Regions from separate parts of the Homo sapiens genome. Here all the other regions are linked to region 1. A link is a loop called in an ENCODE intact Hi-C map of the cell type or tissue named here. Cell type or tissue: PC-9. All regions are shown on one strand.

Region 1 (8,000 bases):
ACATGTTGGCATGGATGCGATGAAAAGGGAACACTTCTACACTGCTGGTGGGAATGTAAGCTAGTAAAACCACTATGGATAACAGACTGGAGATTCCTTAAAGAGCTACATTTTTATTAGTTCAAAGAGATATGTGATCACTGAGAAGGGACAACTGGGCAAAGGCTTAAGAACATGAGAGAAAAAGACCACCACGGACCTCAGGAGAAAAGCATGCTAGGGAAATAGGAGAGCAGTGCAAAGACACAGAGGCGGGAGTATGCCCAGCATGTTGGAGGAAGGCCAGGGTAGAGAGTGCTGATTGAACAGAGTGAGCTGGGGTGAGTGGATTGATCCAAGTTATACAGGAAACAGAGGGTACCTTTTAAAAAAGAGTAATCATCATGCCTGTAATCCCAGCACTTTGGAAGGCCGAGGCGGGCGGATCACTTAAGGTCAGGAGTTCAAGACCAGCCTGGCCAACATGGTGAAACCCCGTCTCTACTACAAATACAAAAATTAGCCGGGCAGGATGGTGCACACCTGTAATACCAGCTACTTGGGAGGCTGAGGCAGGAGAATCACTTGAACCTAGGGGGCAGAGGTTGCAGTGACCGGAGATCGTGCCACTGCACTCGAACCTGGGCAAGAGAGTGAGACTCCATCTCAAAAAAAAAAAAAAAAGGAGTAATCAAAGAGCAAGAGAGAGAGAGACTATTTGCAAAGCTCTGGGCAAAGTTAAGGTAAATCAGCAAGGTCAGGCACCTGCGAGTTGGCAATAGCTAAATGCCTTCAGCACAAGTAGGCCAGAAGGGGCCAGGAGAGAGCAAGATTACTGGAACCTGGAGAGAGCTGGCTGACAGAGAGGGCTGCGGACAGGGATGCATCTCTACCGGTAAAGGAACACAGCCACGGCTTGCCAGGGAAGGGACTAGAGAAGCAAATATCCCGACCTTTCTCAGCAACCATCTCCCCATCCCATACCAGTGCCTGCCGTCGGGTGATCTAACTGCAAGCAAAAGGCAGCAGGGAATGTTTGAAGATTTCTGTGGCCAGTCTCCTAGGAATGTGAGCACTGTGAGGAAAGCTGGAACATGGATCTGGAGGGACAAACGGAGAACGTCCGGGACAGGAAGAGTAGTGGGAAACGAGTCAGAGAGAGAGGTATGTGGTTTGTAAAACCTGTTTGGCTGCGTTCAGAGCCCAGCTTTTACTCTAAGTGAAATGTGCTCCACAGCAGGATCTTGAGCAGAGATTGATAGGACTCGACTTATATTTTACAAAGAACACTCTGGCCACTCCAGGGAAAGCGACTGTGGGTGAGGGAAGAGCAGGAGTGGAGTCTATTGGCCCTGACTTGGCCCACAATGGTAGCAGTGGTCATGAGAAGTATTCTGATTCTGGCTACATCCAGGTAGATCAGCAGGATTTCTGGATGGATTAGATAGAAGGTTGTGAGAGATACAGAAACATCAAGGCAAATTCCAAATGTTTTGGCCTGAATACCTGGAAAGATGGAGTTGTCTTTAACTGAGATGGGAAAGCCTGCAGATGGAGATGACTTAGTGCAGTGGGTTGGTGGGGTGTGGACATATTAAGTTTGGGTCTATTCAGTACTTGATACTGAAGATACCAAATAGACAGTTAGATGCACTAACTTGGAATTCATAAGAATGATAGGGATTTAAAATATAAATGTGGGTATCATTAACAGAGAAATATATTGGAAATATGAGAAGGAATATGTCACTTCCAAATGGGAAAAACAAAGAAAGCTTCATGGAGGAGGTGACATGTAATTTGCATTTTAAAGGGTGGAGTTTTTGACAGCAGAAACAACTGAGGAGAATATTCCAAATGGAAGAGAAACCACTAGTAAAAGTGCTAGAATAGGAAATTGGAGGAATGTTTCAGGGAGGTCAGTAGAGTTGGGAGGAGCTGTAAGCTTGGTGTCAGAAGTCAGACATGGAAATAGAACCAGAACATGGGCCTGTCTTCCAGTTCATTCAAGCATTTGTCATTTATTCCGCATGCATTTACTGACCACTTACTTGGTCTAGGGGCTATGCCCCTTTCTGAACATTAATAATAAAAGCATTTATTGGACACAAATTATGCACTCCATGAGTAAAAACTTATTTAATCCTTACAATGCCCCATAAGAGCTATACTAACATGATCCCCAGTTTAAAGATAAGGAAACTAAGAGTCTGAGTGGTTTGCTCTGGCTCTGTCAGTGGCAGGATTGGAACCCAGGCAGTGTGACCCCAGGGCCTTTGTCCTCATCACTCTGCTCTGCTGCTTTGTCAGAAACACCAAACCAGGCATCTGTGGGAGAGTAGCCTGGCGGCCGTCAGAAATGCAGATTAGTAAGCCATGGGGGAGATGTTCTCCAGACTTTCTTCTGTGTAGGATGTGAAACGTGCTCTCTCCAAGAGTCAGCCAAGGAACCAGCAGCAGCAGCTCCAGAAGAGGAGGTGGGACTGCTGACCCGGGCAGAGGTCACCAAGCTGCTGGGTCTGACTCACCCGGAAAAGCCAACTGCTCTTTCCAAAGCACCAGCTCCCCTTTTCTTGGCTTCCACAGCAAACCTAAGGTCAAGGGCAGGCAACCGAAGCCTTACCCTGGAAGGGTAGCATTGAAAGTGTCCTTGAACAGTAATGTGTCTACTCTTCTACTCCTCGTCTGCTCCAAACCCATTTTAGAGATGAGGAAACTAAAGACCATGGAGGCTTTGTTACTTGTTTTACATTTTCTTGGAATGTCTGTGACAAATTCTACAATAGAACTCCCCAAATCTCAGGACTTTCATGATCAGTGTGCTTCCACAAAACAGGTTAATGTTTGAAAACTAGGTTTCCTAGCAAGCAGGCTGGGATAGGATCGTGGGGGTGTGTGTGTATGTATGTGTGTGTGTATGTGTGTGCGTGTGTCTCTATGTGTGCCAAGTTCATGATACAAGCCCAGGACTGACACTCCCTACCACTCCCAGGGAAAGGAATTTCTCCTCAGTTCAGCTTATCTTTCAGGAAAATTTAGATTTTAGGCATCTGACCCAGTAAATGAGATAGGAAAGAGGAGCCCTGCCATCCAGTGAGTCCTGCTCAGGTGTCTTTCCTGGAGAAATATTCACACCTGTGTAGCAAGAGGCCTGTGCAAGGAAGCCAACAGCAGCATCACAAGAAATAGTGAGGAGTGGAAGGAACGCAAATGCTCATCAACACAGGAGTGATTATCCAGCAGTTAAAAAGACCTACCTCTATGAAGTAGGTATTCATAGAGTCAAAGAAACAGCCTGAAGACATATTACACAAAGAAGAAAAAGGGGAAGGAGAAGACAGAGAAGCAAAAGAAACTGGCAATGCAATGCATACATTATGACGCTTTTTATGAAAATAAAACATCCCAGTTACATGTATGTGTCTGTGTGTGTATAGAAAAGGAATCACCTCAGCCTGGTGATTTCAATGCATTTATTCCCCCAGCAAATGTGCGCTGAGTGCCTCTCCATGGAAGCCTGAGGGGAACCCAGCAGGGCGCAGAGCAAGCAACATCCCTGCCCTCTACTGGCTGGATGAGGGAGGACGATGAGATGCGGTAAGGGGAAAAGAGACGTTCTTTTTTTTAAAGTACCCTGTGTTATCCAAAGTTTTCACAACAATAATTTATTCCTGAATGTGTCGTTACAAACGTGTAAATATGTGAATAAACAAAAGAATAAGGTGGAAGCAGAGAAGGGGAAGGAGAAATGCATGGCTAAGTGCAAAGTATCGGAGGTGCTCATGGAAGGGAGGCTGGGGCCTCTCATTCTAGGCTGCTGTATCACCAGTTCCCCACCCCAAGTAAAATGTCCACAGTGTCTTGGAAAGTAGAGGAAGGAAATCAAGTGATATTATATCTTCTGCAACAAGTATATTCCAATAACTGAAGATTCCACATCTCCCATTGCCTCCTAGTGACCCCCATAGAGCGCTGCCGGCAGGTTACAGCCCCTACAGGGTGCTATCTGAATCATCCTCCATGAATGTCATTACCTGCAGAAATGGTCTCTGCACTATCTTCTCCCTGATCACACGTCTCTTCCCAACCCATGTTCTCTGTAGAGAGTCAACCGTTTACAGAGCCCCCTCCTGATTCTTACTTCTTGAAGGTGCACTCTGCTGCCCACACAGACTACCCAAGGGCAGATCACAGACAGAGGCACATACCTTCCAACCTGACCCCCACCCTGTCCTTGGACTTGTCTTCTGGTTTGCACAGGAAAATTGATAAAATAAACTATTGGCCGATAGGATAGCAAAAATATTGCCCTTAATTCAGTGTGCTCTTTCCTCTTAATAATAAACTAGATTATTAGATTTGGAGTCAGAGCTCTCCATTCAAATTCTGGTTCTGTAAGTTTCAAGATATATTACCTTAGGCATATTTACTCCTATGTAGAAAAATATCACTATTAAATGTGGAATTAAAAGGCCTACCTCACAGAATAGCTGTGAGGATTAAAAGAGGCATTTACAAGTGTTTGGGTTTTGTTATTAATATTGGTGTGTGAGCATGACTGTATCCCATTCTGCTGGTTTCAGGTGCCATCCGTGCATCTGGACATTGCAAGGTGAGGAATAGAAAAAGGTGCCCAGGAAAGCAGAATGTGCCTACCACCCACAACAGAGATAAAATCTCAGTTCCAGCCAAGAAGTGTACACAGAAATACCTCCAAGCAAAACCAGATCTGCCTGTCCTCAGAGATAATCAGAAGGATTCCTTTCAGTTGCCTCAGACCAAGAGCAGCCTGGCTACATTTTTTGCCTCTTGCTTCTCAACTGGCTGGCATTTTCATAGACTTACATTTTAAAAGGCTGTTTACTTAGGAACAAAAAATGAAGTTACATACTCAATTAATTTTAACTTTATGATATTTGGCTTCATTGTCTAATAATCTATTTTTTCTTTTTTTTCTTTTTTTTTTTTTGAGATGGAGTCTCATTCTGTCACCCAGGCTGGCGCGCAGTGACGTGATCTCGGCTCACTCCAACCTCCACCTACCAGGTTCAAGGAAGCAACTCTCCTGTCTCAGCCTCCCAAGTAGCTGGGACTACCGGTGCACGCCACCACACCCGGCTAATTTTTGTATTTTTAGTAGAGAGGGGGTTTCATCATATTAGTCAGGCTGGTCTAGAATTCCTGACCTCAGGTGATCCACCAGCCTCAACCTCCCAAAGTGCTGGGATTACAGGCATGAGCCACCACGCCCAGCCTAATAATCTATTTTAATAATTAAAAAATAGTGTCTCTCTCGTTCTTTTTCCTGTGTGTTTTTATTGATAAATTTCAATGCTTTGAGCAAATAAAACATTTCCCCATTCGATTGCTTCCCGATTTCTTATATGATGTAGCTTTGAGTCCCTGTACTATTTTGGTCTTGCTCCTCTGAAGACCTTGGCTAAGTCCCACTTAGCCAAGTGGTATCCCCAGATCTGCATCCAGAAGTCCAGGTATGTGGTGTTTAATACACAACTGGAAGGTACTGGTCCCTTACTTGTTTCACTCCCTATCCTATTTTAGGCCACATCCACATCAGCCAGCAAGTCAGGAAATGATCATAGGACCACACTTTGAAAACACACATGGGCCAGTGAAACCGAGTGCATTTGCAAATCACTGGGACACATTAACACAACACAGATTCTCAGACCTTGCTCAACCAGTGAATCAGAATCCCTGAAGGTAGGATCACTGGAAATTTTATTCATATGTCCTAGGTGATTCTGATTAGCTGAAATATTGGCAAACACTACCTCAAAGCTCCCTTTCACAAGGATGAGGGATAAGGCATAGAATTTAGGGGTCCTCAATGCCGGAGTTTCCTTTCTTAATCCTCTGAAGCTTCTTTAAACTTTCACTGCCAAGCCAGCAGAGGGTAGCATCTGCAGGGCATTTGGACTACAGAGAACATAATCTGCAGTAACCTTTTTGATTCCTCACGTCTATGATGATAACAAATAACCTGTAATCGTACAGAAAGTCCCTGTCCGAAGTCATGGATTCATTGCATCCTTACACCATGTCTGCAAAGTAGGTGTTGGTCCACCTTCGTGTACGGGAGGAATGTGTTGTCTGAGAGCAGTCAAGTGACATCTCTAAAGCCTTATTTATAATAATTGGCAGTGATAGGGTTTCTCACACATTCCAGGAGGGGAATGAACAGAGGAAGAATTACACATAGTAGCTTCATATTTTAAAACTTACGAGATAACACACACACACACACACACACACACACACACACACACACCACAGCACAACCTTTACTCCCATACCTCACTTCCACCTTCGGCAACCCTGCCTAATAAGAAAGTCCAGGATGCTTCCAACCTACACAGAACCACATTCTTATAGAGGTTATGCAAACAAGTGAAGCAAACTTGTCATCCACACACTTACATGCACAGTCAGCAAAAGTGAGGGAACCGTTTAAATACCACAGGCTAGTTCTCAATTCTTGAAGTGCATGTTAACACCGTAGGCTACTACATTTCAAACCTCAAAGTACAAACAAGCTGCCTGAGAATCTTATTAAAATGCAGATTCTGATTCTGCAGGACTGGGGCAGGGCCTGAGTTTCTGCATTTTTTAGCGAGCTCCCATGTGACATAATGGCAGCTGGTCCATGGGCCATACTTTGAGTTCTAAGTCCAGAGCCTATGTCACCATCTAGCCTCTGCTATTTCTCTCCCTGGATGCAGGCATGAGATGAGAACAGTGGAATACTGACCTTTCCATTTCTTGCCTTTTATTAAGTGAGTATCTCTCCCCATGGGGGGTAATTCTAGAGTTTAAAGACACATATTGTTCATCTATGGCCCCTAAACCATACCTGTTGTTTAATCTCATACCTGAAGAGTGATCGCTCCATAGCTCCAGATTTCTAAGTCATTCCAAGAATTGTCTTAATTAAATGAGATTTTGAGTTCCCACTCATCATATATCACACATCACATATGATGTGTGTCTCACATATGCAACACTATCATTGCCTTAGAGCATGAAGAGGGTATTTTTTTTGTTTGTTTGTTTGTTTGAGACAGAATCTTGCACTGTTGCCCAGGCTGGAGTGCAGTGGAATGATCTCGGCTCACTGCAAGCTCCGCCTCCTGGGTTCACGCCATTCTCCTGCCTCACGCCATTCTCCTGCCTCAGCCTCCTGAGTAGCTGGGACTACAAGCGCCCGCCACCACGCCCGGCTAACTTTTTGTACTTTACTTAGTAGAGACAGGGTTTCACCGTGTTAGCTAGGATGGTCTCAATCTCCTGACCTCGTGATCTGCCCGCCTCGGCCTCCCAAAGTGCTGGGATTACAGGCGTGAGCCACTGCACCCAGCCGAGGAGGGGATTTTGTGTTTTGTTTTGTTTTAATTTTCTTCACTGTCTTCCAGCAGTTTTCAACCAGGAAAGATTTTTGCCTGCCTGGGGACATTTGGCAATATCTGGAGACATTCTGGTTGTCACAACTGACTACTAGCTTCTAGTGGGTAGAGGCCAGAGATGCTGCTAAACATCCCGCAATGCACAGGACAAAACCCATAACAATGATGTATCCTGCTCACAAGGTCAATGATGCCATTGCTGAGCAATCCTACTGTCTTGTAGTCACCCATAATCATCAATATCTTTGGCAACTTACTGAATGCTTTTTAAAGATACTTCAACAAATCTAGGTAAGAAAAATATTATAGACAGCCATTCAAAACAGAAGCCACTGAGGTCTTGCTTTCCATTGGGCAGGAAAGTTTAGTGGTCAAGGGGCCCAGTGACTGGGTTTGAGTGCCAGTTCTCCGACTGACAAGCTGGATGGAATTGGACATGTTTCTCTAGGTCTCTCAGATTTTATTTCCTCAAGCATCAAATGACTACAAGCCCAACAAGAGCAGGGACCATCTCTGGGGCAGCAAAGTATATACATTCTCCTGGCACCTAATAAGCACTTGTGTATATATCAATGAAACAAATGGTGCCTGACTTAC
Region 2 (8,000 bases), 64 kb after region 1:
AAAAAAAGGTGTTTGGAAAACTGAATATTCATATGCAAAAAATGAATTCACACTCTTTCTTTACACATACATAAAAATTAACTAAAAATTGATTGAAGACCTAAATGTAGAAGGTAAAATTGAGAAACTCTTAGGAAAAAATATAAGAATAAATCATTGTGATCTTGAGTTGTGCTAAACCTTCTTACATATGACACCAAAAGCTCAAGCAACAAAGAAAAAATATATCAATTAGATATTATCAAAATTTAAAACTTTTGTGCTTCAAAATACACCATCAAGAATGTGAAAAGACAACCCATAGAATAGGAGAAAATATTTGCAAATTATAAATCTGAAAAAATATTTGTGTCTCAGCTATGTAAAGAATTCTTACAATTGCATAATAAGAAGACAAATAACCTAATTTCAAAATGGGCAAAGGATATGAATAGACATTTATACAGAGAAGTTATACAAATGTCCAATAAGCACATGAAAAAATGCTCGACATCATTAGCCATCAAAGAAATGCAAATCAAACCACAATGAGATGCCACTTCACATCTACTAGAATGGCTATAATCAAAAAGATAGATAACTAGTGTTGATGAGCATGTGGAGACATTAGAACTCTCATACATTGCTGGTGGAAAGGAATGTAAAATGGTGCAGCTTCTTGGGAGAATAGTCTGGCAGTTCCTCAAAAGATGAAATTAGAGTTACCGTATGACCCAGCAATTCCAAATTCCACTCCTCAGTATATACTCAAGAGAAATAAAAATATATGTTCACACAGAAATATATACATGAATGTTCATAGCAGCATTATTCGTAATAGCCAAAAAGTAGAAAAACTCAAATCTTCATCAACAAATGAATGGATAAATAAAATGTGATCTATCTCCACAGAGGGATACTATTTAGCAATAAAAAGGAATGAAATACTAATAAATGCTCCAATGGGAATAAACCTTGAAAACACGTAAAAGAAAACAGTCACAAAAGGCTACACATTGCAGGATTTCATATGTATGAAATGCTCAAAACAGGCATATTATATAAAGACAGAAAGCAGATTCATGGTTATCTAGGGCTGGGGGTGGTTGGAGGAAGATAAGGAGTGATTTGTAATGGGTTTGTGGCTTGTTTTGGAGGTGATGAAAACGTTCTGGAATTAGATAGTGGTAATGATTGCACAACTTTGTGAATATGCTAAAAAATGGTTGAATTGTACATTTTAAATTGTTGAGTTATATGACTTGTGAATTGTATCTCATTAAAACTGTTAAAATGAACTGGGTGCAGTGGCACACACCTGTAATCCCAGCACTTTGGGAGGCCGAGGCGGGTGGATCACCTGAGCCCAGGAGTTTGAGAGCAGCCTGGGCAACATAGCGAAGCCTCTTCTCTACAAAAAATACAAAAATTAGCCGGGCATGGTGGTGCATGCCTGTAGTCCCAGCTACTTGGGAGGCTGAGGTGAGAGGATCATTTGAGCCCAGGAGGCGGAGGTTGCAGTGAGTTGTTATCACGCCACTGCACTCCAGGCTGGTGGACAGAGTGAGTCCCTGTCTCAAAACAAAACAAAAACTGTTAAAATAAAAGACCCAAAGCAAAGTAAAAACATGTTTAAATTTTTTAAAACTGAATTTACCAACAACAAACTCTCATTAAATGAAATTATAAAATATGTTCTGTAAGCAGAAGAAAAATGATCCCAGATGGCAGAACTGAGATGAAAGATGGCATGGTTAGCAAAATCTTAATGAAAATCAGAAAACTCTTGAAACCGAAAGATAACAAAAATGCTATGTATCAAAAACTTGCATTACAAAATGTAGTTTAAAGTGGTACTCAGAGGAAAATGTGTAGCCTTAAATTATCATAATAGAAAAGAATTAAGTTCAAAAACCGTGAACTAAGTGTTCAACTCAAAAAGTTTGAAGAGCAGAATGAATCCAAGTAAAATAGAAGGAAGGAAATAATACAATAGACATTAATCAAAGAAAAAACGCACAGTGGACAGGATTAGCAAAAGTTGATTCTTTAAAAATACAAGTAAAATAGACAAAATTCTGGCAAAATTATTCAAGTAATGGGAGAAAATATACAAATCAACAATATTAAGAATTAAAATAGGGACATCGCTGTAGTTGCTATTAAAATTAAAGACATAAAAAGAAATATTATAAACAATTTGAGTAATAAATTTTAAAACTTAGATAACAAAATTTATCAATTCTTGAGTGCAAATTAAAACCTACTCAAGAAGAAATTTTGAAACCTGAGTAGTCCTATAATCATCCAAGATATTGAATTTGTGAATTTGTAGTTAAAACTCTTCTACGAAAGAAACAAAAATCAGCATTGGAATCAAGTTCTACAAAACATTCAAAAACAAATCATCTATGTCTTATAGAAAGTCTTTCAGAGAAGAGAAAAGGGTACACTTCCTAACTCATTTGAGCCAGCACAATACCAAACAAGGAAAAATAATCATATGTCCATATCATTCATGAACATGGATTTTAAAATCTTAGACAAAATATTAGCAAACCAAGTTTAGAAAAGTGTGAAAAATATAGCATAACTGACCAAGTTGAGTTTATTCTAGAAATTTGAAATTGGCTTAATATTAGAAAACTGGTTAATGTATTTTGCTATAAAGATAAGAAAGGATAAAAATATTTGATTATTTTAATAGAGTAGAAAAGGTGCTAGATAAAATTTAACACCCACTTATACCTAGTTATTTTTATTTTTATTTTTTTGAGACGGAGTCTTGCTCTGTCGCCCAGGCTGGAGTGCAGTGGCACGATCTCGGCTCACTGCAAGCTCCACCTCCCAGGTTCATGACATTCTCCTGCCTCAGCCTCCCATATACCTAGTTATTTTTAAAACTAGGAGGAATTGAAGAAAGCTGTCATAATTGATAGATTATGTATACAAAAATTATAAAGGAAACATTTAATAGTAAAATGCTGAAGGCATTCTCTAAGATCAGGAACAAGATAGAGGTGCTCACTGTCATGACTTCTGTTCAACATTTGGCCTGGAGGGTCCTAGACAATCCAGCAAGATATAGAAATAAAAGTTATATGGTTTGAAAAGGAAAAAAAAAACCTATTATTTTTAGATTATATAATTGTCTGCATAGAAAACCCAAAAGAATCTACAATTTAGTAAAATCAATAAGAAAATTAGTCTATAATAAGGAGAAAGGAAAAGAACCCATTGGTCACTTTTAGATAATGCTGGTGAAATCATTATTTTGAAACAAATAATATGGGCAAAGAATCAAAACTTTAACCTATTGTACAAACTGTACAGTACTTAACTGTAAGCAAAGGGTTAATGAAAGTTTCTATCTACAGAAACACTCCACCTACGGGGCGCCTGTAGTCCCAGCTACTCAGGAGGCTGAGGCAGGAGAATGGCATGAACCTGAGAGGCAGAGCTTGCAGTGAGCCAAGATCGGCCACTGCACTCCAGCCTGGGTGACAGAGCGAGACTCCGTCTCAAAAAAAAAAAAGAAAAAAAAAAAAAAGAAAGAAACACTCTGCCTAATAAATGAAGAATTAAATAATTAGAATATTTTAATTTTGCAAAGCTTTAACGAAATAGTGTATCTAGCAATGATCATCAATAGCCATTTCTACTCACCAACACCACCCCCCAAATCATAGAAGTGCAGAACATCAATGTAGTATTATTCCTAAAAAGAAAAAAATAATCAGACCTGAATTTCAAGTCTGTAGATATAACCACCATTTATAGAAAATGTAAAAGAGAGGAGAACAAGTTAATCAACACCATAGGGATACAATCAGCAAAATCCAAACTGCAGAAATGACTCAGTCTCTTTAATAAATACATTGCAAGGAGAAAATAAGAAGGAAAAATAACTAGCAATTAAGGGACTTAAGAGGTACATCAGACAAATGCAATGTATGAACCTTGATAGATTTTTATTCAAACAACTGGTCACTAAAACAAAAAAAGAAAAGAAAAAAAGGATGGGATAATTGGAAAACTTGAACACACTGACTTGATAATGCCTTAATAGACATTATTTTCAGTGCTTTTAGATTATTGTGGTTGGCTTTTTTAAAGAGTCCTAATATTTTAGAGATACATTCTGAAATAATAATACTAAAAAGAAAGTCAATAAGAATTTATTAAGGTTACTAAATACAGAATAAATATAGAAAAAAATTGCATTTGTATTCACCATTAACAATCAAGACGCCATTTACCTGAACAAGAAAAAAAGTTTAATTTAGAAATAAATTTTATAAAGTTGTATAAGATAAAAATTATAAAATTGTTAAATTTATAGAATATCATAAGAAAGACATTAAATACCTAAATAATTTTTTAATATGCTAAATTCTCTGATAGAAAGATAGAAATATCAAAAAGATGACAGTTCTACTCTGGTTGAACTATATAGTCAAAACAATTCTAATACATTCCATAAGGTTTTCCATAGAAATTAAGAAATCAGTTAAAATTATATTCTTGACAAAAGGCCAGGAATAATCAAAGCATTCCTAAAGAACAACAAAGCAAGAGGGCCTGTCCTACCAGATATCATCATTTGTTATTAAAACCTATTAAGACCATGTGATCTTGGATTAAGGACAGATAAAAAGACCAATGGAACTGAATATAGAACCAAACACAAACTTTCATACATATGGAAACTTGCTTTTTGCAGATCAGTGGGGAAAGATTAGACTGCTTAATAAATGATGCTGAGATGATTAATTATGCATGTGGGAGAAAATCAGATCCCTACTGTATATCATTCCCTAAAGTCAATTCCAGGTGGATTTGCTTTACTATGAAAGGCAGCTCAATAAAATTTTTAGAAGACAATATAGGAGATACCTTTTTAGGATTTCAGGGTAGAGAATAATTTCTGAAACATGACACAGAAAGGGCAATCCATAAAGGAAAAGATTCACAAATTCAACAACGTAAAAACTGAGAACTTTGGTTCATCCAAAAACAAGAAAAGGGGAGCAAAAGCAAGCCCCAAATTGCAGAAGATATTTGTAATAAATGACTGAAAAAGGATTGATTTCCAAAATATATTAAGAATTTCTACAAGTCTAAAATGTAAAAAATGAGCAAAAAACATTAGCAAGTATTTTAACATTTGAAAAAAATTCTCAATTTGATTAACCATTAGGGAAATGAAATTTAAAAATCACAAAATGATAAATGATATCATTTCACATCCACTATGTTGACCAAATATGTCAGATATTACTAAGTACTGTTGATGATATATATCAGTGGGAACAGCTGGTGGGAAGGTAAATAGGAAAAGCTCTTTGGAAAACAGTGAGGCATTACCTCACAAATGCAAGAATGTTTAGAACAGCATTTCCATAAAAGCAAAAAACTGCAAGTAGCTCAAATGCCCTTCAGCAGTGGAGTAGACCAACTGTGATGTATTCAGGCAGTGGAATACAGCACAGCAGTGAAAATGAGTGAACTGCAGTTACGTGCATCGACGTGGATGAATCTCAACACACAATACTCAGGGAATGAAGCAGGCACGGGACAATTGCAGTATGACTCCATCAACATAAAGTTCAAAAAGTGGCCAAACTAAACAAAATATTGTTTATGGATACATCACAGGTGGTAAGACTATAAAGTAAAGCAAGGGAATGATAAACACATAATTAGGGACGGTATGGGACAGAGGTGCTCTTAAGGAGAGGAGAACAGGCTTCTAAGGAATTGGTGATGTTCTGTTTCATAAACTCGGTAGTGGGTACATGGGAGTTATTTTATTATTCTTCTTTAAACCATACATACATATTCTATACATTTTCTCTATGTATAATATATTTCACAATGAAATGTTCTGAATAATGAATTAGATCACCCTCAGGGGCCCTTCTAACTCTTGGATTTTGAAATTTCATAAAATCCAGTCTCATTCAAAAAGTTGAAAATCACTAAAACTGTATGACAGAGTCTTGCACTTTCTGTTCTAGATGTGTCCTCAGTTAACCACCCAGCCCCTTCATCTTACAAATGAGCTCCAGAGAGCTGGGATAACTTTTTCAAAATCTCCCAGCACTTGAGTGCTAGAACAAGACCACAGACAAAGGTCCAATAACCTACAAAACATCACATTGTTCACTGACGCATTCTGGGGCTGTGTGCAAGTCCTCCTTCTGGGCCTTATATTTACATTGAGCATTTATTCCGGATTTGCTCAAAGCAGTTTTAACGTTCAATATTGCGTTTCACTCAGCCTCAGATCCATCTGTCATGCTGGTCCAGCTTGCCTTCCATCCCTGTGCTCCCCACTGTATTTCCAGGAACCCCTGAGAGGCTTATCAACCTTTACATCCTTTCTACCAAAAGCTTCCTCCTTCAGCTCCTTGGGGGCAATGGAGGACTGATTGTTCCAAGTTTTCCTATGGTGGCCTGGATTTCTCCACTGGGAGAGGTGGCTCTGGGGGTGGAGTTGGCAAAGGAGACAAAGGAGAGAAAAAAAAAAGGGAAAAAACCGGAGCTGTTTCCAATGAGGTTGTAGGCCATGACCTAATTGATTCCGCAGCCATGAAGTCAATTGTTCCACCACCTGCACGGCCCAGAACAGCCTGTGCTCTGGTTTGCCTGCTCGTGAGACCAGACATTGTTTGATGTGATGAATTTTCATAATGCCTGATGGAAGATGAACCCTTCCCAGACTTCTGCCACCACCACCATCTCCACCACACTCCTGCCTCTTCGTAGGGGTGGGGTCGGGGGCCACAAGCAATGCTCCACACTGAGTTTAAAATGTTTAGGCGTATAGTAAGCGCTAAAGGAAGCTTTTCTTCTCATAGACTTACAGCATGTCAGTTCTAAAAGAAAAGCTCAGCCTCTTCATTCTGCGTACAAGTGAACAGAGGCCCCAGAGAAGTGAGGGTAAAGTTCACTGTTGTCCAGAGACTCAGTGGCAGTGATGAGACCAGAGGTTGGGTGGTCTGACTATCAGACCACTGTGTCTCCCACTGTCCTGAGCTGTTCCCTCCCCTCATGCAGTGACTTCTGAAGCTGCCTTCTCCTCACTCAGCCTCACCCCTTAAGCCTCCAGTCCCCAAAGGTGAACAAACATTTATGAAATATTTCTGGCATTCACCTGGCAGTCTCTCCTATTTTTAACCTGGCTGCTTTTGCAAAACAACTTCCCCTGTTAAAGGTGAGATAGTATTTGCTGGGGTGTTTTCACTCAGTTCCAGGTTGACTCTTCAGACTTACAGTCTTGCTAACTATCTTATTGGTTTTCCCATCATTGATCACCCTTGAGAAAGCTGACTTGTACTAACCAACTCCTCAGAAAACTGATGTAGAAAGCCCGAATACCTGTTCATCAATGTGGATGAGAGGTGTGACCTTGAGTTGGATTGTTTCATGGTGGCCTGGCCAGCACCTGGCCTCTCAGAGGCAATCTAGGTGGAAAGTCAGTCCATCAGACAGCAGCCTCAGAACCAGGGGAGCTGGTGACAGGATTTGAATGGGCACCGCAGTTGCCTTCCTCTGATTGCTAATCAGGCCCCTTCCTCGCTGGTGCATCCTTGCTTTAGCTGATTGGTACATTCAGTGGGTTTCTACAGTTCTGGTGGCCCTGTGAGCCATTTATTGCCTTGGAAGAAATTTTGCATCTTTCTGCTCTGCCCATCATGTGTTGATTTCACAACTTAACTCCTTACAAGTAAATCTCATATTTCTAAGTCCTTCAGTGGGGGTGGATCTCACATAATTCAATTGTTGAAACACCTATAAATCTACTTGTTTTTCTGTTTTGTCCTACATTTATTTCTCCCTATTATCCAAAAGAATATTCCAAAAGACTAGGAAATGCCTTGTAAAATCCTGTTGCATCTCTGTTCAAAAGCCATCGATGCAATTGATCATTTTTGCAGCTGAGTGATGGAGAATTATTACAATCTTCTCCCATTTTTGTATATGTTTGAGATATTTTTCTAAATTTTTCTAAACTA
Region 3 (8,000 bases), 82 kb after region 1:
ATGGCAAGGTCACGGACAGCAGCAGAGCTTAGTTAGCAATTTGAGGAGGGCTGGAAGCAGTGCAGGGTCCACTTTCAGTGAACAATGTGGTCTTGATGACAAGCAGGGAGGTCTTTCTTTCTCTCCTACACCAAGACCCCTTGTCAAGAGGCCAGGACTCCAGTGGCTTTTTCTCTCCCCTGGGAGAGCCTCTGGGAAGCTTCCAGTGTCAGGTGGGAGCAACTATGGGAACACTGGCATTCAGGGAGGGGTTTCCTTGACGTGGGCCTGAGATAGCGGGGGTTAAAGGGCCCAGGGTGCTTTGCTCAGCAGTGTCCTCTTGTCTTGCAGACTGTGCCGGGTGCAAGGAGGAGATCAAGCACGGCCAGTCACTCCTGGCTCTGGACAAGCAGTGGCACGTCAGCTGCTTCAAGTGCCAGACCTGCAGCGTCATCCTCACCGGGGAGTATATCAGCAAGTGGGTCCCCCTGCTCCTGCCCCAGCTGCCTGGGCCTCTGCATTCTGTGAGGCCTGCCCCATTGAGCCCATGCCTACATCTCCAGCATCATCTCCCTTCCTTTCCGTCTGCTGCTGCATTCTGGCCAAACAGCATCTTTCCCAGCAGCCTCTTTCCCCCGTTGGACCCTCCCGGGGGGGTTTCCCTCTGCCTGAGACACCCTCCCTGTTCCTTGCACGCCTGCTGCCCCTTCTCTCCCTTCTGGTCTCGGTCCCCATGCCTTCCCCTCCGGCCGTCTCTCATTTACTGCCCCGTTTTGGGCCCTCAGAGTACCTTGTTGTTTCCTTCACACAGGCTACCACCATTGGTAATTACATATTTATCCCTGGTAACTTTGTAATAATGCTAATAATACTATCTACCATTTATTGAGCTTTAATTATGTAGAAGGAACTCACTACTTTGTATGAAGTATCACTTTAAATCCTCATAACTGCCCCTTTGAGGAATTTATCCCCACTGAATACTCAGACTTGAGAGAGTAAATAACTTGCTCCAGTAATAGTGTTTAATCTCTGTACCCACCAGGAGAGGGGCTTTGTTTTAATCACTGCTATATCCCCTGCCCTGAGAGCAACACCTGACCCACAGTCAATAATATAGTTGCTGAATGAATTTAATGGATATGAGAGGAGGTGATGGGTGCATAGTTATCCAGAGGGGCCAACCTCCAGTGACCCACACACTGCAGTATTAGACAAGTGTCCTCTTGTTGCTGGGCCCCAGTGACCACATTTATATACTCAAGTACCTAAAAGTAATTATCAGCACAGATCCTTTGTCACAGCTTTGACATCATATGACCCCAGACCCTTCTAGGTGCCACTCTCTGGCCTGATGCCAGGCAGTGGCAAGCACACAGAGCTGCAGCACACATGCTTCTGCTGTCAAGACCCTGCAGTCTAATACGGGAAACAGATATGCTGCGTTCATGAAGAATTATGACACCAGGAAATGTGTGATCAGGAGCCCAGACAAGCTTTATTCTTTAAGACCTTTTTGATCCTAAGTGACAGAAAACCCACCTCCAACTCAATTAAAAGCAAAAATAGGAGTTTATTAACTCACAGAAATGGGAAGGCCAGAGGCACACTGGCTTCAGACATGGAGGAATCCAGGGGCTTAAGGATGTCATTAGTACTTCAGAAGTCTCTGTCTTTCTCTATCTATCTTTTTGTCTCTCTCTCTCTCTCTCTCTCTCTCTCTCTCTCTCAATTTCTCTTTCTCTCTCTCTGTCTCTCTTTCTCTCTCTCTGTCTCTCTCTGTCTCTGTCCCTGTCTTTCTCTGCTGTCTTCATGGTGGATTAGTTCTCAATCTGGCCCTCCCCAAGTGCTAGCAAAGAAGATTGCCAACACTCCAGGCTTCCATACCAAGCCTAGCAGAAAAAGAGGCCTCTTTCCCAGGAACTCCAGCAAAAGTCCCAGGTCTGCCTCTGATTTGGCCACTGTTAGGCCACATGCCCATTCCTGACCAATCACTGGCCCAGAGGATCTGAACCCTAGAGCCAGAGAGCAGCCTCTTGTGACCCACAGGGACCTCAACTGGGAAGGGGTGGCTTCCAAAGGGAAATCCAGGCGAGGTACTATTATCAGCAGAAGGGGAAATGGATGCTGGCCAAACAACACCTGCCTGTGTCCAAGATAACAAATAAAGGGCTGTGAATATTCAGAGAAAAAAAGGATGACTGCTAACTAGCATGAAGTAGAATCTTGAATCTCTGAGAGTTCCATGGAAGGTGGGGGTAAGATTCAAAAATGCAAAGAAGAAGAGCTTCTAGGCAGAATGGCCAGCCTGGGCAAGGCCAGGGCAGTAGGGGAGTGTTGGACATCTCCATCCTGTATAGGAGCTCAAACATGTGCCCAGGTGAAGCCAGATCCTGGGCTGCATAGGTGAGCTGAGGTCACATCACCGAGAGCTCTCGATGCCATGCTAGCAGGAGTTTGGCATTCCCCTCTATGCCCACCAAGCAAGGAGTGCCCTTAGTACATTGCCAGCCAGGAGTGCTTGAGTCTGGAAGCCTAAATCAGAGTTCTCTAGGGACTTAAGGGATTGTTCAGAGCTCCTCTCAAGGAGGCCCAGCCCAGATTGCCCACCACACCTGGTACCTCTGCAGCATAGCTCTGGGCCCCTTACCTGGCTGCTGGCAGAGTGGCAGGGGCTCAGAGGCACTGGCTCAGGCATCAGATGCCCAGGATAGAAGCGCAGCCTATGTGACCTTGGCAAGGGACTCCACTGCTCAGAGTCTCAGTTTCCTCATTTATAAAAATGGAGAGAAGATGATCTACCTGTAGGGTTGTGTAAGGGCTCAGAGATCTGTGCTTAGCACCCAATAACTGCCCAGTAAATACTCATTTTACCATCCTCTTTTAGAATTGTGTACCGCTAATTCCCCAAGAGAAGGATGGATCCAAAAGAGATTGTGTTGGCATTTATACTCAAATCTTGTTGGCTCATCACATCCACCTTCTGACAAATGACTTTTTCTCCCTGCAGAGCTACCCTCCCGCACCCACAGAGTGAGAACCTGATTGAGCGGGGGAGGAGGGAGGAGTTGAAAGGGTTGGGGGAGGTGTGTCTCAGGGGCTCACAAACAAGTCCTTGCCTTGTGGGCACAGTCACACCTCCAGACCTTGGTCGGACATCTTCAGACCTTGGTCCTCACTGCTGCTTCTCCAGGAAAATGCTGCCCAGGGTGGGCCCCCAGCAACCTCATCAGGGCAACAGCTTCGAGATGGAAAAGTGATGTGCCTCTCCTTTAGGTCTCTCAGTGTCTGAGCCAAGTTCTCTTACACCCAAAAGTGAAAGAAATGTTTCTCCTCAGAGTTCAGACTTGGTCATTAGAGCGAGGCAGAGCCCGAAGCAAAGCTAAGCTCTCCGATGCCCCCAACTATCTCTACCTCAGTCCTAGAGAACTGAGAACCAAATGTCCTCCTCAAAGACTCCTCTCAGCAATCATGGCCATTCCTCCAGCTGCCATTTGCTGAGTACTCAGTATGGCTAGGCACTGTCCTGAGCCCTAGGGTACACTGGACCCATCTCCTTTAATCCTCATGACAACCTGGGTGAGAAACCAGACAACCTGGGTTTGAATTCCAGCTCTAGGTCATCCTGGGTGGCCTGGGACAAGTTACTAAAGTGTGCTATGCTTAGGTTTTCTCACCTACACAATGGGGATACTAATAATTCTGACTCATAGGGTTGCCATCAAACACCATCAAAGAGCCCGGCGCACACCAGCAACAAATGTTAGTGGCTATTAGTCATAGGGGGTGGTATAAGAATAAGGGATAACAATCTTATCACTGTCCGCCAAGTGATAAACATTGGGTAAAAAATGGAGCACACAGGAGGTGGTCCCAGGAGGCTTCCTGTCATCTACTGATCTGGGAGCACAGTCAGATGATTCTTTCATACAGATGAAATTGTTTATTAAAGGAGAAGTATCGAACTTTGGCTCAGTCAACATAGGCTGCAGGTCCAGAATCTAAATGCCATGTGCACCCTCACTGATCCTCCCTAACTTCCTCATCCTATGTGAACTTCTTCTTGCAGGGATGGTGTTCCATACTGTGAGTCCGACTACCATGCCCAGTTTGGCATTAAATGTGAGACTTGTGACCGATACATCAGTGGCAGAGTCTTGGAGGTGAGTGGGTATAAGTAACCGTGAAGATGTGGCAGGGTGATCTGTGCCTCCAAAAAGTCATCACAGAAGAAGGAGAAAGTCATCCCATACCTTTTTTTCCATAGCCTTTACCTCCTCCACCTTTGCTTGCTACATGACCTTGAGCAGATAACCTTGCTGAGATCTCTGGGAAACCCCAAAATGAGAAGGTAGACAAAATTCTTCCTGGTTCAAAAAATGCTGTGCTGGGAAAATCAGTTGTATCTTTGATTCGGACCCAGACAGATTTCTAAAGAGTGACATTAGGATTTTCCTCCCAGCCCTGCCGGAGAAAGGAAGTCTTTTTTATTTATTTATTTATTTATTTATTTAATTATTTATTTTGTTTGTTTGTTTGTTTTAGTATTTGGTAATGTGCTGATTTAAGAGCCAGCTTGTCTAGCAGCTTGCTCCCTAAGCCCTTCTTTGGTGGGTCCATCACCATGGCAACGCCTCTCCCCAGCCTTTGATGTATGACTCCTTCTGCAGTGACAGACAACCTGCAAAACCCTTGCTGAGGCCTTGCTGAGCCCCTGTGCACTGGTCTTTCCGGCCTTTCTTCCTATACCCTGTGGGCCTGGAAGCTATCTTCCTATACTTTGGGACCACCCACCTTGATGAATTAGAAACAGGGAAGGGCTCAGTGGAAAGGAAAAATAATAGCCTAACAGGAATAATTGAGTTCTAGTATTGACTCTACTCCTGCTCAGATTTTGAGTAAGTATCTTTGCTTTTCTAGGCCTCAGTTTTTCCATATGACAATAGCTAGAGGATCAGATTGGATCAGGTATTGTCAGCAGAATCATTAATTCTGCCAAATCTGGCCAGTTGGTTGTGGTTACCATGAGTGCTTTGTTGAGAACAAGTCTGCAGCCACATGTAGACTCAGCAGGAGGGGATGTAGCAACCAGGAAGGAACTCTCTGAGGACATGCATTGAAGCAGAGCCCTGAGGATGAAAGAACTATCCCTGAAGGGCCCTGAGGTGGGAAAAGATAGAGGAAGAATGAGCTTGACCCATTCAAAGAACAGAGAACCCACACAGAATTGTGGCTGCAGAATTTTTCTCAACACAAGCACTCATGGTAACCACAACCAAGTGGCCAGATTTGGCTGAATTAATGATTCTGCTCACAATAGCTGACCCAGTCTGCCAATGTGGCTGAATTCTATAAATTGAGGGTAGGGGAGGATGAAATATAAGAGTATATCATATATGGCATACCATGTAGGACTTTGTAGACCATGTTTAGAAGTTTGGGTTTTATACTCAGTGCAATGGAAAGCCATTGGAGAGTTTTAAGCCAAGGACTAACATGATAAGATCATGTTTTTAAAAAGATTTCTGTGGTTACTGTGTGGAGAATTTTCAGAGAGAGTCAGAGACAATGAGATATAAACAAATGAGCAGAGCTGGGAAACATTTAAGCATCTCGAGAGCTGTAAGGAGTGCGATGCAGAGGACAAGGCATGAGTCCAGGAAGGGTTGTTGGGGGTGGGTTTCTGAGGGCCTGGGATACCAGGGTGGAGTTTGCATGTGACTCACTGGGCAAGGGAGCATTGTGGAGAGACTGGGAAGGAACGTCCTGGTTAGAGCTGGGCTTCTGGGAGGATGACGTGATAATGTACACAGGCTACATTTGAAGGAAGGAAGCTGGAAGGGATGAGTGAGGAGGCCCCTGCGTGACCCAGGCAGGAAGGACTCAAGAGGTACAGTAGCAATGGAGAGGGAAGCCACCCTTGTGCCCAGCCCTATGGAAGTAGAATTCCAATCACTCTGCAACTGAGGGGCAGCTTGTGGACATGGGGATTGAAGGAGAAGCAGCTAAAAGTTGCACCAAAGAATTATCTATTTCTGAGGGATAGGAAGCCTGGTGTCATTGGCAGAACTGGGGATGACAGGGGAAAAAGCTGATCTGGCAGAAACATGGCGAGTACCATTTAGGATGAGTTGTGATTGAAATCCCAGGAGTGTTTCCAGAAGGCAGTCAGAAATACGGATCAGAGGCTGGGAGTGGTGGCTCACACCTGTAATCCCAGCACTTTGGGATGCCAACACAGGGTGATCACTTGAGTCCAGGAGTTCAAGATCAGCCTAGGCAACACAGTGAGACTTCATCTCTATAAAAAATAAACAAAACTAGCCAGGCATGGTGGTGCACGCTTGTAGTCCTAGCCATTCCGGAGGATCACTTGAGCCTGAGAGGTGGAGGTTGCAATAAGTTGAGATTGCACCACTACACTCCCGCCTGGACAACAGAGCAAGATCCTGTCCGAGGCAAGAAAAATGAGAAAAGAAAAGAAATATGGATCAGAGCTCAGGAACAAAGCTCAGGCCTGGAGGAGCCAATCTTAAAAACGTGAGGCTTTGAATAATAGCACCACCAGAGTCCTCAGGATTTCCAAGACAGAGGAAAGAGAGCAAGGAAGGAGGCTGACACCAACCTTGGCGAGCAGCTGCTCACAGTGAAAGCGACTCAGAAAGAGACTGAGGAGGTAGCAGAGGAAGATATGGGAAGAGAATCGGGCATTCAGTGAAAGGACAGAGCTTCAGAAAACATGGTGAGGTCAGAGTGTTGGTCAAACTCTGTAGAGCAGTGAAGGACTGCGTGGGCTGCGGAAAAGCTGTTGGATGTGGGAAAGGTCACCTTCAGAAGAGTCGTTTGTTGGCTTTGCAGAACTGTGGGGAAGAGGCATCCAGAGTGTAGTAGGTTGAAGGGTCAATGCGGTGGGAGATATTACAAAAGGAAACTTTTCTTTCCAGAAAGAAAGAACTTAGATTACAGACAGGGCCACAGATGGAAATTTGTTCAGCATTTCCAAGCTGCTTTGAAATCCTGTTGGTGGCAGCTGCCGTTTCCCCGAGAGTTACCGTTGTTTAGCATTGCGGTAGACTGTTCCTCCCAGGCAGCTGTTGTGACTGAGTTTCGATTGATCCCATTTCTACAAGGCTCCATTAGCATCTTCGACTTATTGATTTTTTTTTTTTCTTAGAGCTGGAAGAGACTTTTAGCAATCAACTAGTTCAACCTCTTCATTTTACAGATGAGAAAAGTGAGACCAAGACATGCAGTGTTTTTCCAAGGTCACAAGCAGCATTTCTGGTAGAGACAGAGCTAAAATCTAGGACTCCAGGCTGCTGTATCTACCGATACCCACAGCTCTCAGCCACTTGGGGGTCTTTGAGGTAGCATGATGTCAGGAAATAGACATGGCTGCAGTAAAACAGACTTGGATTCAGATTTTACCACTTCTAGCCCTGAAGCCTTAAGCAAGATATGTCCTCTTAGTCTGTATCTATCAACAGACAATACTACTGTCATTTAATTCCTAATGAACACGTTAGTCAAGACTTTTTGGGCTGCAACAGAGAGGAAGTTTCTCAGCTCCTATAACAAAAAGCCCAGGAGCTGGATCCAGTGCTTAAGCGAAATCATTTAGAATCCCCAGCCATCTTGGCTTACTTTCTTCCAAGTTAAGTTTATTCTCAGGAGGGCGTTCTTGGTGATGGGAAAGTTGGACACCAGTTGCCCCAGGCTTAGATTCTATCAGCCGGCACGCCCGGTGGAAAAAAGAACTTCTCTTTTCTAATAGCTCAGCAAGCATTCTGGGACTGACTCTCATTGGACAATCTCAGGCCCATCCCTGGGCCACTAATTGTGCCCACAAAGTTGGAATATGCTCATTGGTGGGGTCAGCACTACTTAACCCTGTGGACTGATATGGAGAAGAGGTAGCCCCACCAAGGAAAGGCTTGGGACTGTTTCTGGAAGAAGGAGGAAAGAATGATGGCCATGCAGGAACAACAGTCGCCCAAGCACATCGTCTGGCACACTGCAGG

Evidence for each region. A loop is a pair of places that touch in the nucleus more often than their neighbours do. Peaks named below come from ENCODE experiments on the same cell type or tissue, not always from the same donor. Only the 100,000 strongest peaks of a DNase experiment are listed, where the experiment ranks them.
Region 2: a loop joins it to region 1, with 6 times the contacts of the local background. A loop is called at or near these places in 3 of 110 quality-filtered maps.
Region 3: a loop joins it to region 1, with 2.8 times the contacts of the local background. A loop is called at or near these places in 3 of 110 quality-filtered maps.

What each region holds. Positions count from the first base shown.
Region 1 is chr5:149,124,679-149,132,678 of GRCh38, forward strand. No RefSeq gene overlaps it. Among named protein-coding and RNA genes, the nearest start is that of ABLIM3, 13 kb to the right of the region's middle. In PC-9, CTCF peaks have their summits at 812 (motif pointing right), 3,568 (motif pointing left), 3,772 and 5,905 (motif pointing right); DNase peaks (open chromatin) are centred at 1,143, 2,463, 4,703, 6,353 and 2 weaker places; H3K4me3 peaks cover 4,321 bases; H3K27ac peaks cover 7,684 bases.
Region 2 is chr5:149,189,123-149,197,122 of GRCh38, forward strand. All of the region lies in intron 3 of ABLIM3 (actin binding LIM protein family member 3), which reads left to right. Among named protein-coding and RNA genes, the nearest start is that of ABLIM3, 52 kb to the left of the region's middle. In PC-9, no CTCF peak of the experiment used is centred here; no DNase peak of the experiment used is centred here; H3K27ac peaks cover 583 bases.
Region 3 is chr5:149,206,678-149,214,677 of GRCh38, forward strand. ABLIM3 (actin binding LIM protein family member 3) reads left to right here. Exons shown (of 24, transcript NM_014945.5): 6 at 331-457; 7 at 4,049-4,142. Among named protein-coding and RNA genes, the nearest start is that of AFAP1L1, 61 kb to the right of the region's middle. In PC-9, no CTCF peak of the experiment used is centred here; a DNase peak (open chromatin) is centred at 3,754.